3 separate regions of the Homo sapiens genome follow, and regions 1 and 2 are each linked to region 3. Evidence: chromatin contacts called from ENCODE Hi-C or POLR2A ChIA-PET data. All regions are on one chromosome and are shown on one strand. Each heading gives the region's core, a stretch centred on a gene start or an enhancer-like site at or near the end of the contact. The rest is flanking DNA. Distances are from core to core; before and after follow the strand shown.

Region 1 (4,025 bases), core at 1,007-3,506, 500 kb after region 3:
CTGGGCTCCCCTGGTAGCTCCGGTCCTGGGAAAAGGCGGCCGATTCTTGCAGGGCAACCCTACAAACTCCTTGAACTCCAGGCTAGGTTTCTGGGGCCTGGTCACAAGAGCCTGGTGTGGACTGGGGACATGGCTACGGGGTGAGAGACTGGGAGTGCAGCTCTGGAGTGGGGAGCTGGGGGTACGGCTGGCGTGTGGGGACCTGGGGGTCAGGGTGGCAGGGGCTGAGCAGATGGCTGGTGAGGGCTGGGAGCTGCTTCTCTGCCCTGGGTCTGGAGCAGCCAAGGACAGGGCAGGCAGAAGGCTGATGCTGGTACCACTTTCCTCGGATGACATGTGGCCGGGTAAGGCCGGGGTTCCTGAGGAGGAGGGGACTTATTGTAGGCACAGCCCTCTCCGCTCAGGGCAGCTGAGTGGCCTGCGAGCTCAGACAGGACTGCAGGGACCGTGTTCATCCCCCACCCACCGTGCACCTTTCACAGCATCCTGCGCAGCCCGGGAACCTGACTGACAGGCGGCAGTGAGTGCCTGTGACCTGTGCATCACCTCACCTGAGGAACTGGGTGAGGAAGGAGGAGAGGCTATGAGGGTCAGAGATAGGTCCTGCAGAGCCGGGTCTGGTGGGGGCAGCTCAGGGCCTGGGGGGTTCAGGAAGTCTTATCAGCACTGTGGACCTGGGCCCCAGGTATCCCCCCAACCTCTCCAGTCCCCCTTACCCTGTGTCCTCTGACAGGGGCCTAGAGAGCTCAGAATTAGCTGGTCATTCTCAGAGATGCACAGCATTGAGCTGGGGACAGTGTACACAGCTTCTCCCTGTGGGACATGAACTCTGTAGGACAGGCCCGTTTACTCTCATGTCCTGTGGGATATGACCCTTGCCCAACTCCTCACCCTGACATCTCCCAAGCAAATCCCCAGACTGACCGTGGCCTTGCATCGTGAGGCAGCCCAGTGGGTGACAGGGGGTGCTGTGCAAGGGCCCTCCAGTGTCAGGCAGCTTTCAGCCAGGCACACGAGTGCCCCCTGATGCTCCTGGTCCTCCCGCATTTCATCCAGAAGCTGGGACAGTGATAGGCCTGGGGACAGGGGACCATGGGATGAGTCAAGGCTTAAAGGGGAGGACCAGGAGGGTGAGGGGGAAGACAGCTTATTGAGGAAGCATAAGGTTAAGGCTGGAGAGATCACTGCACAGCGTGTTAGGATCACTGGTCAAGCTCTACAGTACCTGCATTGGACGAGGTGGACTCTGAAAGGTGCTCCCTACAGGAAGAGAGTGGCCAGGACTCAGGAACCATGCTGAGGCCTGTCTACCTAGATACACCATCCCCTCACCAAACAACACGTGGCCCCCGAGCCCAACCCCAGACTCACTCAAGGCAGTCATAGAGCTTTTTCTGAACATCTAAGTCTTGGTTGCTAAGAAAAAGAGAAGGGTAGTTAATGGGGGCCCAAGCCCTCCTACCCCATAGGCGTCTGCCAGCGCCGGCCAGGCTGGGGTGGGGAGAGCTGCTGGAGGGCGGAGGCATCACTTACCAACCAGGCACCCGTAGCCGGGGCTGCTCCGTGGGCAGCAGGCTGAAGCGGTCCACCTGGAGATAGAACTCTGCGGGCTGGAGGAGTTCGGGGGGAAGGGGGGGTCTCAGAATCGTCACGAAGAGTCATGCCCGGTAACCCGCCCAAGGCAGTCTCACCACTCACCGCGCCGCCCTCAGCGACCTGGACATGAACCCCGCAGTCCTGCAGCAGCAGCAGCCGGCCCTCTGTCCCGCGGAAGCCGAACTCCTTCTCCTCCCTGCAACAAGCAGGATCCTCACTGCCGGGCCCACCTGAACACAAGGCCCGCCCACCTCGCGCTCTCCTGCCGGACTCCGACCTCCAGAGCCGCGCGGGGCCTCTCACCAGTCCGAGGTGTCCAGGGCCTCCCGCGTCACCAGGCATCGGACACTGTGGGTCCCGTCAGACACAAGCAGCGTGGCCCCGACGTCGGACGTATCAGGGGCGTGGGATGGGCCCGCGACCGCGGCCTCGGCGTCCTGTAGTACCTGACGGCGGCGAGCGGCGTCAATCCCACCACCCCGGGCCTCCGCCTCGGTCTCCGGGCCCTGAATGGGGGCTCACCTCAAGCAGCTGCCCGGCTCGTGGACTGGAGGGTGTCTCTGACCCCAGAATCAGCTCCCGAATCCAGGGCCGTAGGACCAGCCTCCCCGAACCTGCCATCCCCACGGCTACACCCAGCGGATGCAACGGGCCCGGGTTTCCCGCGGGCGCCCAGGCCCCGCCTTTCCTCGGAAGAGGAAGCTCCTTCGCTGGGCGGGGCCGGAGGAGGAGGCCCCGCCCACGTACACCCCGCGCCTGCGCACGAGGGCGTCCTGCTCGGGGGCCTGTGTGCAGACTCCCGCTGGTCCACCCCGCTGGTGCACGGGATGCTGGCCCGTTTACTCTCATCGCGGCGTCACTCTGACAGCGGCCAGGCATTTGGGCCGTTCGTCAAGATTCCTGTGGTACCGGTAGGGAACAGAACAAGGGCTGGTCCCGTCCCTGGAGAGGGTTCCAGGGCCGGAGGCTGAGGCCGAGTGCCGTCCGAGCGAGTTGACTCGAAACCATTTCAGCACCGTGTGACCCCCGAACGGTTCAGCACATATTTATTATGACTCAGTTTCCTCATCTACACAGTGCACGGTCTTGTAAGGCCAGTGGAAATAAGAGCACACACACAGCGCTAAATAAATGGTACTTCCTTCGCCCTCCCCTCGGATTGGCGGAGCCCTGCTCCCCAGACTCCGGGGGCGCGCGGACCTCAGCGTGATGACGCAAGAGCGGAGGACGGCTCCTCTCCATCCACGGCTCCGTTTCCTAGGAAACGTGGACTCCGCGTTCCACTCTGCGTCGCTGCCCCCTTGACGTCACGCTCCGGATGGGAAGGCGGGGCGTGTGCTACCGCCAGGGGCGGGGCGGCGCGGGCGGGCCGGCCGGGCTGTGCACCTGCGCCTCGGCGGGCCGCCTGGGGCACCGTCCCCGGCCCGCCCGGCCCCGCCATGGCCCGGCCGCAGAGGACTCCGGCGCGCAGTCCCGATAGCATCGTCGAGGTGAAGAGCAAAGTAAGGGCTCCTCCGGCCTCGGCCCTAGGCGCTCCCAATTCCCTCTTTCTCCCCTTCCCAGCTCCTTGGTCCCCGCCACCTCTTCCCTCTATCCTCCAAGTCCCATTCTGCTTTTCTGCTCGCCTTCCCCCATCCGTCTTCCTTCCTCCACTGCTGGTCTCCAGCTCTCTGTGGCCTGAGTACCTGGAGGGCGGTAAGAAGACCTTGGACAGCGTCCCTGGTACTGGAGCTGAGGTCTGGGCTTAAGGCTGCCGCAAAAGCGGCAGCCGCATCTTTCCCATTCCTGCCAGCCTGCGGTGAGAAAGGGGCGCAGGCTGTCCTGACTCCTCCTCTCCCCCAACCCCGACTTCCAGTTTGACGCCGAGTTCCGACGCTTCGCGCTGCCTCGCGCTTCGGTGAGCGGCTTCCAGGAGTTCTCGCGGTTGCTGCGGGCGGTGCACCAGATCCCGGGCCTGGACGTGCTACTTGGCTATACGGATGCTCATGGCGACCTGCTGCCCCTCACCAACGACGACAGCCTGCACCGGGCCCTGGCCAGCGGGCCCCCGCCACTGCGCCTACTGGTGCAGAAGCGGGGTGAGGAGGGGTACAGTGGGCAGCCTCTGTGGGGTAAGGTGTCTGTGGGGCAGGTCTACAAGGGTTAGTCCATGCCCAGGGTACCCAAGCGTCACCCTCTGCAGTCCCTGCCCTTGGCTTGACCTCTAAGTGGTAGGAAATAGCTACAGTGCCCCCTGTAAACAGCCCAAGTCGGGGAGCAGGTCTCTGATCTCAACATCCCCCCTCTTCTGCAGCAGAAGCTGACTCCAGCGGCCTGGCTTTTGCCTCCAACTCTCTGCAGCGGCGCAAGAAAGGGCTCTTGCTGCGGCCAGTGGCACCCCTGCGCACCCGGCCACCCTTGCTAATCAGCCTGCCCCAAGATTTCCGCCA
Region 2 (3,707 bases), core at 365-2,864, 260 kb after region 3:
TTCAAACGTGAAACTCATCCAAACTCTTCTTTGGGAGGCCAAGGTGGCTGGATCACCTGAGGTCAGGAGTTCAAGACCAGCCTGGCCAACATGTTGAAACCCCGTTTCTACTAAAAATACAAAAATTAGCTGGGTGTGGTGGCAGGCGCCTGTAATCCCAGACTTGGGGGGCTGAGGCAGGAGAATCGCTTGAACCCGGGAGGTGGAGGTTGCAGTGAGCCGAGATTGTGCCATTGCAGTCCAGCCTGGGTGACAGAGCGAGACTCCATCTGGAAAATAAAAATAAAAATAAACAAAAAATAAAAAACTCTTCTGCCGCTTGCAGTGGCTCACACCTGTAATCCCAGCACTTTGGGAGGCTGAGGCAAGAGGATCCCTTGAGACCAGGAGCTCGAGACCAGCCTGGGCAAAATAGTAAGACCTCATCTCTACCAAAACCTTAAAAAATTAGCTGAGCGTGGTGGCGGGTATCTGTAGTCTCAGCTACTTGGGAGGCTGAGGCGGGAGGATCGCTTGAGCCCGGGAGCCGGAGCCTGCGGTGACCCATGTTCACACCACAGCACTCCAGCCTGGGTGACAAAGGGAGACCTTGTCTCAAAAAAATAAAAAATTGGCTGGGAACGGTGGCTCACACCTGTAATCCCAACGCTTTCGGAGGCCGAGGCGGGTGGATCACCTGAGGTCAGGAGTTCGAGAACAGCCTGGCCAACATGGTGAAACCCCGTCCCTACTAAAAATATAAAACTTAGCCGGGCGTGGCGGCGGGCGCCTGTAATCCCAGCTACTCCAGAGGCTGAGGCAGCAGAATGGCTTGAACCCGGGAGGCGGAGGTTGCAATGACCCGAGTCGTGCCACTGCGCTCCATCCAGCCTGGGTGACAAGAGCGAAACTCCGTCTCAAAGAAAAAACTAAAACTCTTCCCATGGTTTCCTTTTAAAACAGACCCTCCATGACCAACCCCTCCATTTCAATACCAGAGAGCCTAACCCGACCTGAAATCACTTTAGTCATGTATGACATCCGCTTCCCAGCCCCCTTCCTTAATGCTCTGGGTTCTGGAGACAGACCACGTCTGTTGGGAGTCCTCTGTGCCCACGCCTGGCACAGAGCCTGGCAAAGAGTAAGCGCTCAAGGAAGATCTGTGAACTTGATGCATGCTAAAAGGAAGCCCCGCGCTCTGCCGGGGCCCTGGAACTCAGGCCACCGGCTCCAGGCGGAAGCGAGCCCAAAGCCGGCCAGGCGGCAGCATCCGCTACCCCGTGGCTCAAGCCAGGCTCCGAGGTGAGAAACCGGGCGGGGACTCCTCACCTGCGCGCCGCGGAGGCCGTGCCAGATGGGCCCTGCCAAAGTCAGCCAGAGGTTCGGGCCCCACGCCTGGCCTTCCACCCTCCCCGGGGCAGCCGCGCCTCAGACCCTCGCGGTAGGGACGGTCCCCGGGACTGGGCGGCAACGCGCCCGGGAGCGGGGCCCCATCCCGGACGGAGACTGGGCCGGTGAGTCCTCGAGCTCTGGCTCTGGCTCCGGCTCCGGCTCCGGCTCCGGCTCCGGCTCCGGCTCCAGCAGGCTGGAGGGGCGGCCAGGCCAGACCCAGACTGGCTGGGCCTCGTCCGGCGCTGGGCCCGTTCCCCTGACAACGGCGCGGGCTACGGCGCCCCACAGCGGCCAAACCGCGCTGCGTCACTCCGCGCCGGTCCCCCGGCCAGGGCGGGGCTTGCCAGGGACCCTCTTGGTGCCCCAGTCGGCCCATTCCCAGATTCTTCCTAACCTTTCGTCTAGAAAATCCGCTTTTCCCTACTCCCGAGTCACAGCTTGTCTCCCCGAAATCCTAACATCTCAAAAGCGCCCCCTTCCAGTTTCTATCCTGAGACCACCGCTCTCAAGAAGAGACCTCCCCCAACCCCAGTCAACCTGCACACTTCAATGAGCGTATGTGCTGGAACATCCATGATATCCCGACCCTTCCGGGAGCTTACAGGTTAAGAGGCAAACAGATCTAGACAAATAAATTACACCACTAAAAATGCAGGTACCCCAGAATATAAAGCGAGAAGCGTAAGAGCTTAAAATAAGCAGCACAAAATATCTCATTTATTTATTGCCTTTAAATCAAGCAAAAATCAAGCCCCAATCTTCCAGGCTGATGGGAAATTCAGTCTTTTTCTATTTTTTAAACTGGTCTCTGTTACCCAGGCTGGAGTGCAGTGGCACGATCACGGCTCTCTGCAGCCTCGAACTCCTGGGCTCAGGCGATCCTCCCGCCTCAGCCTCCAGAGTAGCTAGGACTACAGGCGAACACCACCACGCCCGACTAATTTTCGCATTTTTTTGTAGAGGCGTGGTTTTGCCATGTTGCCCAGGCTGGTTTCGAACTCCTGAACTCAAGCGACCCGCCCACCTCAGCCTCCAAAAGTGCTAGGATTACAGGCGTGAGCCCCTGCCCGGCCGGGAAATTCAGTCTCAGTCTCCACTGTACTCCTTTTAGCTAGGTAATTCCAAAGGACTCATGTTTTCCTATAGCAAAAAACAACAATCAAAAACAAATAAGCAAAAAACTCTCTGGTCAGGGTTTTGTCTGGTACTGAGGCCACAACCATTGCTCCAGTCCACAAAGATTTTCAGGTTTGGGCTCTATGAGGCCATCCCTGCCTGAGGCCCCTGCCTCTCCCTGGGGCTGCCAGGGACAGACACCTGCTTCCTCTGCTCCATGGCCTGCAGCCTCCCTTCCCTTTCTCTACCTGGGAGACTTCCCTGCTAACTTGGTTTCCCTAAAAGTCCCCTCTCCTCTTCTCCTTGTGGACACTCAGAATGGAATCTTCTATGAGCTCAGGCTTTCTCAAAAGACAGGAAGACACTTTGTCTTCTGCTATCTGTCCTGTGCGCATCTCCAAGGCAGATATGACAGATAGGGAAAGAAAACATCCTTATCTCTAAAATGTATAAGTCACAAGCATACTTATTGTATGTTTTATTAGGCAACATAACTACTCCTTCTCTGTCACATGACAGGTGTGTGGGTCCTTGTGCAAGTGACATAACCTATTACTTAAATTCTTGTTTTCAAGACTGATAAACTCAAACTCAATGTGAGATAAATATCAATGCTATTCTGGCTTCAGAGTACAAGCTGACTACTTAACTCTTATCTGGAATTGGAAAACTTCGGGTCAAACAGAGATCATGACCCAGAAATCAAGGTGAAGGATGAGGCTGGATGCAGTGGCTCACACCTGTAATCCCAGCACTTTAAGGAGGCTGAGGCAGGAAAATCACTTGAAGCCAGGAGTTTGAGACCAGCCTGGGATACATAGAGAGACTCCCATCTCTACAAAAGATGAAAAAAAATAGCTGGGCCTGGTGGCCTGTGCCTATAGTCCCAGCTACTCACGAGGCTGGGGCAGGAGAAAAGAATCACTTGAGTTCGGGAGTTCAAGATTGCAGTGAATTACGATCATGCCACTGCACTCCAGCCTGGGTGAAAGTAAGATCTTATCTCTCAGCTGGTCTCAGTGGCTCACACCTGTAATCCCAACACTTTGGGAGGCCAAGGCAGGTGGATCATGAGGTCAGGAGATCGAGACCATCCTGGCTAACACGGTGAAACCCCATCTCCACTAAAAGTACAAAGTAAGCCAGGCGTGATGGCATGTGCCTGTAGTCCCAGCTACTCGGGAGGCTGAGGCAAGAGAATGGCTTGAACCCAGGAGGCA
Region 3 (3,617 bases), core at 616-3,115:
AGGACAGATGGGGTGGCCCAGCTGCCATCTGTTTACATGAGGAACAGGAAGCTGTCCTCCTGCCCTGGCCTCCCAAAGTGCTGCGATTACAGGAGTAAGGCACTACTCTCGACCTTTGTTTTTTCAATTGTCTTGTTTTTGAGACAGGGTCTTGCTCTGTCACCCAGGCTGGAGTGCAGTGGCACTATCGCAGCTCACTGCAGCCTTGACCTTCCCAGCTCAAGCAACCCTCTCACCTCAACCTTTCAAGTAGCTGGGACTTTAGGCACACGCCGCCATGCCTGGCTAGTTTTTGTATTTTTAGTAGAGATGGAGTTTCACCATGTTGCCCAGGCTGGTCTCAAACTCCTGGGCTCAAGCGATCTGCCCACCTCAGCTTCCCAAAGTGCTGGGTTACAGGTGTGAGGCACCACACCCAGCCTTCTAATCTTTTCATAGAAAACATTAATACTTGTGTACTTACGCCAAACCACAGTCTGGATAGTAACAGGAAGTTTGCATTTTGTTTATCTCTGGGCAGGATGAAGGAAGGTAGGTGGGGGTGGGGAAGGATTGTGGGTGATTTTTATTTTCTTTGTATTTAGCAATATTTTCTGCTTTATGTGAAGTAGACATATTTTCTTTGTATTAAAAGAGCAAAATAAATTTGTTTTCTTTAAAAGCAAAACAAGAAAAAACAGGAAACTCTGCAGGTGACAAGTGGGTCCATAATAGGGAGCCAGCCACGGAGGTGAGATAAGGGGGGAGTCCTTCGAAAGTGGCCTGGGGAGTAGGAGAGAGTGGGAACTTCCCCTGGAAACATTCCCTCTTTCATGTCTTTCTGGCCCCTTGACTTGAGAGTGCTTGACTTGGTTATGGTCCCACCCCAAGGGGTGGAAGTGGGGACCGAACAGGACCATTGTCTGCCCATCAGGTCTGTGGGGGTCGAGGGGGAGGTGGGGAGTACTGGGAACCTGGAGACTGGGGATGCTTTCTCACACTCACTAGTACTAGAAGATGGGGAAGGTGAACCAGGCTGGAGGTCGAGTTAACAGGGTAAAGAGGCCAGGGCCCTAGTTTCGCATCCGCCGACTGGCAGCTCTTCTTACGTGTTCTTTCACGGAAGCCCCTCCTTGGGAAGCCCCGCGCCCCACCCACCAGGAGTCGTCCCTTTTTGGGCGGGGCTGAGGCTTCCAGGCTGGGTCCTGAGAAAGTTTGGTGGCCGGAGACTGTGGGGCGCTTAGGTACCGACCTAACAACTTCTGCGCCTGTTTCCAGGGACGAGCCACGCACGGTGCCCCCTGAACACCTAACAGTCCCGGGGGCAGCCCCACCTCTGGCTGGGTGGACAGAGACAGCCTGTGGGCGTGGCCCAGAACTGAAAGCCTGTGACTCCTTGCGACCCGCCGGGCACACCCCCTACTCAGCTACGCAGCTCCCGAGCGCTTGAGGGGAGCTTCCCAGGCTCCCACTAGCCCACCCTCAAGCTGGGGTTTCGCACGTGCGATCGGCTGGGGTGGGCAAGGGGGTCTCCGCTCAAGGAAAGTATTCAGAACCAGCCCCTTCTCCCCCACCCTCTCTCCTGCAGGGCCCTACTGCACCTCGAAAGTGCTGGCAGGGACGAGGAGCCTGCGGGGGCCAAATTCCGTACCGTCCCCCGCCTCCCACGGTGTTCGAACAGCTCAGTAGACCGCCGCCACCAGCTGGCTGGAGCAGCCGCCGGTGACATCTGCGCCGCGCCCACGCTTCGGAGCCAAGATCCACCTCCTCTCCCGCCCGCACCGGGGAGCCCACCCACCCACCTGCTGCACTAACCTGGCCGCCTCGGCGGGGCCTGGGTTCCCACGCCCGCCAGGCTCCGCTCTACTCCGCCGCTTCCGGGTGTGCGCGGAGGCGCTGGGGCGGTGCCCTAGCCCGAGCCGCCCCGTCCGCCCGCGCGTCCCGCCCCGCGGGCTCCCGGTGGCTGCTTCCCGTCCGCTGTCCTCTGCTGCCAGTCCCCTGCCCCGGGCAAAGCCCATCTGGTCCGCCGAGCAGGTAAGACACCAGCGCCCAAGGTTAGACGGCAGGAAGACCCGACTTTGGGGGTTTGCGATTCTTACGAGGCGGGGGGCTCGTAAGAGCTACAGCTGCCAGACTTCGGTAAATCAAGGGGGCGCCCCCTGGAGACCAGAATTTTCTGGTACCCCTGGGGATCCGGCTTCAAGATCGCTGCTACCAGTGGGCACTCAAAACGGGGTGCCCATGGGTCCCAGGTACAAGCCCGGCCGAACGTATCTGAAGCCCCAGGAAACACGTGGCACAAATTCCGGGAGAAACTGTTAGCCCGGAAGATATGGGAACATTAACTGGCGAGTAGTGTGAAGCCTTGTGTACACAAACCTTTAAGAACCTTAAAACAAGATTGGCGGCCGGGCGCGGTGGCTCACGCCTGTAATCCCAGCACTTTGGAAGGCCGAGGCAGGTGGATCACCTGAGGTCAGGAGTTTGAGACCAGCCTGGCCAATATGGTGAAACCCCGTCTCTACTAAAAATACAAAAATTAGCCCGGCGAGGTGGCGCGCGCCTGGAGTCCCAGCTACTCGGGAGGCTGAGGCAGAAGAATCGCTTGAACCCGCGAGGCGGAGTTTGCAGTGAGCCGAGATCTCGCCACTGCACTCCAGCCTGGGCGACACAGCTAGATTCCGTCTCAAAACAAAACAAAACAAAAACAAACAGGATTGGCAACTTCAAAGAGGACGCACACTTTCCAGTAACCCATCCCCCTCTAAAGGCTGCGCTCCAGGGTGGGTCTGCGGAGTTCCAGCCGAACCCAAATTGCTCAGCGGGAGCCAGGGCTGCTCAGGGGTCGGAACTTAAATCTTGAGCCCCTCAGGCCCCAGAACCGTCAGGTCCCAGAGACCCAAGTTTTTTTTCATCCAGTGGGGCTGTCTTAGGAAGCACCCGGGACATCTCCCCGGCGAGGCGGAGGCGGGGAAGGAGCCTCCCCTCCAGGGGTGGATCCAGCTTTGCCCCGCCCACGCCTCGCTTCCTGATTGGCTCATGGTCCCTGACAAAGAAAAGCCTACATTAACGCTCCCGCCTTATTAACCCTGTAGTCACTTTCTACTAACCGGCGGGGTTAAGATGGGGTTTCTCAGGCCGGGCGCGGTGGCTCATGCCCGTAATCCCAGCACTTTGGGAGGCCCAGGCGGGCCGATCGCTTGAGCCTAGGAGTTCGAGGTCAGTCTGGGCAACAAAGCGAGACCTCGTCTCTGCAACAAAATTACAAAAATTAGCCAGGCGTGGTGGCGTGCCCCTGTAGTCCCAGCTACTCGGGAGGCTGAGGTGGGAGGATTGCTTGAGCCCGGGAGACTGAGGGTGCAGTGAGTTGTGATTGCGCCACTGCACTCCAGCCTGGGTAAAGAGCGAGACCCTGTCTCAAAAAAAAAGAAAAAAAAAAAAAAAAGTGGGAGGGGAGTTCTCAACGTGGAACCTGTGGAGTCACAGGGGCTTGTTGAAATGCAGATTCCTGGGCCTTACCCTTTCCGGAGAGCCTGATTTAGTAGGTGAGGCGGTGAAATCTGCTTTGTGAACAAGTTTCGGGGTTATCTGATGCCCCACGCTGTCTGAGAGGCCCTCAGTTCCTCAGGCCACAAGCA

What was found. Hi-C counts contacts between places; a loop is a spot of excess contacts on that map. ChIA-PET counts read pairs that join two places held with the same protein, here RNA polymerase II (POLR2A). Pooled maps may share reads with other maps.
Region 1: a loop to region 3 is called in a map of GM12878, with 9 times the contacts of the local background. The contact joins the promoter of ACD here to the promoter of TRADD in region 3. A Hi-C loop is called at or near these places in 1 of 168 maps with a recorded cell type or tissue (GM12878) and 8 of 50 pooled maps. POLR2A ChIA-PET finds 5 or more read pairs at or near these places in 1 of 52 experiments (activated CD4-positive, alpha-beta T cell).
Region 2: a loop to region 3 is called in a pooled map, with 3 times the contacts of the local background. The contact joins the promoter of ZDHHC1 here to the promoter of TRADD in region 3. A Hi-C loop is called at or near these places in 3 of 50 pooled maps. POLR2A ChIA-PET finds 5 or more read pairs at or near these places in 4 of 52 experiments (HEK293, RWPE1, T-cell and 1 more).

Annotation. Positions count from the first base shown.
Region 1 is chr16:67,658,004-67,662,028 of GRCh38, forward strand. It overlaps ACD (ACD shelterin complex subunit and telomerase recruitment factor), which reads right to left and starts at 2,257. Exons shown (of 12, transcript NM_001082486.2): 1 at 2,119-2,257; 2 at 1,900-2,042; 3 at 1,699-1,792; 4 at 1,534-1,610; 5 at 1,372-1,416; 6 at 1,226-1,260; 7 at 925-1,076; 8 at 717-813; 9 at 552-638; 10 at 1-359. The coding sequence starts at 2,217. It overlaps PARD6A (par-6 family cell polarity regulator alpha), which reads left to right and starts at 2,957. Exons shown (of 3, transcript NM_001037281.2): 1 at 2,957-3,098; 2 at 3,452-3,674; 3 at 3,893-4,025. The coding sequence starts at 3,036. RefSeq lists an enhancer at 1,587-2,170 and silencers at 2,324-2,433, 2,744-3,223.
Region 2 is chr16:67,414,863-67,418,569 of GRCh38, forward strand. It overlaps ZDHHC1 (zDHHC palmitoyltransferase 1), which reads right to left and starts at 1,615. Exons shown (of 12, transcript NM_001323627.2): 1 at 1,309-1,615. LOC124903702 (a long non-coding RNA gene) reads left to right here and starts at 1,041. Exons shown (of 2, transcript XR_007065093.1): 1 at 1,041-1,281. RefSeq lists a silencer at 1,282-1,671 and an enhancer at 1,504-2,161.
Region 3 is chr16:67,158,044-67,161,660 of GRCh38, forward strand. It overlaps TRADD (TNFRSF1A associated via death domain), which reads right to left and starts at 1,866. Exons shown (of 5, transcript NM_003789.4): 1 at 1,795-1,866. FBXL8 (F-box and leucine rich repeat protein 8) reads left to right here and starts at 1,914. Exons shown (of 3, transcript NM_018378.3): 1 at 1,914-2,013. RefSeq lists an enhancer at 1,035-1,294 and silencers at 1,895-2,034, 3,055-3,144.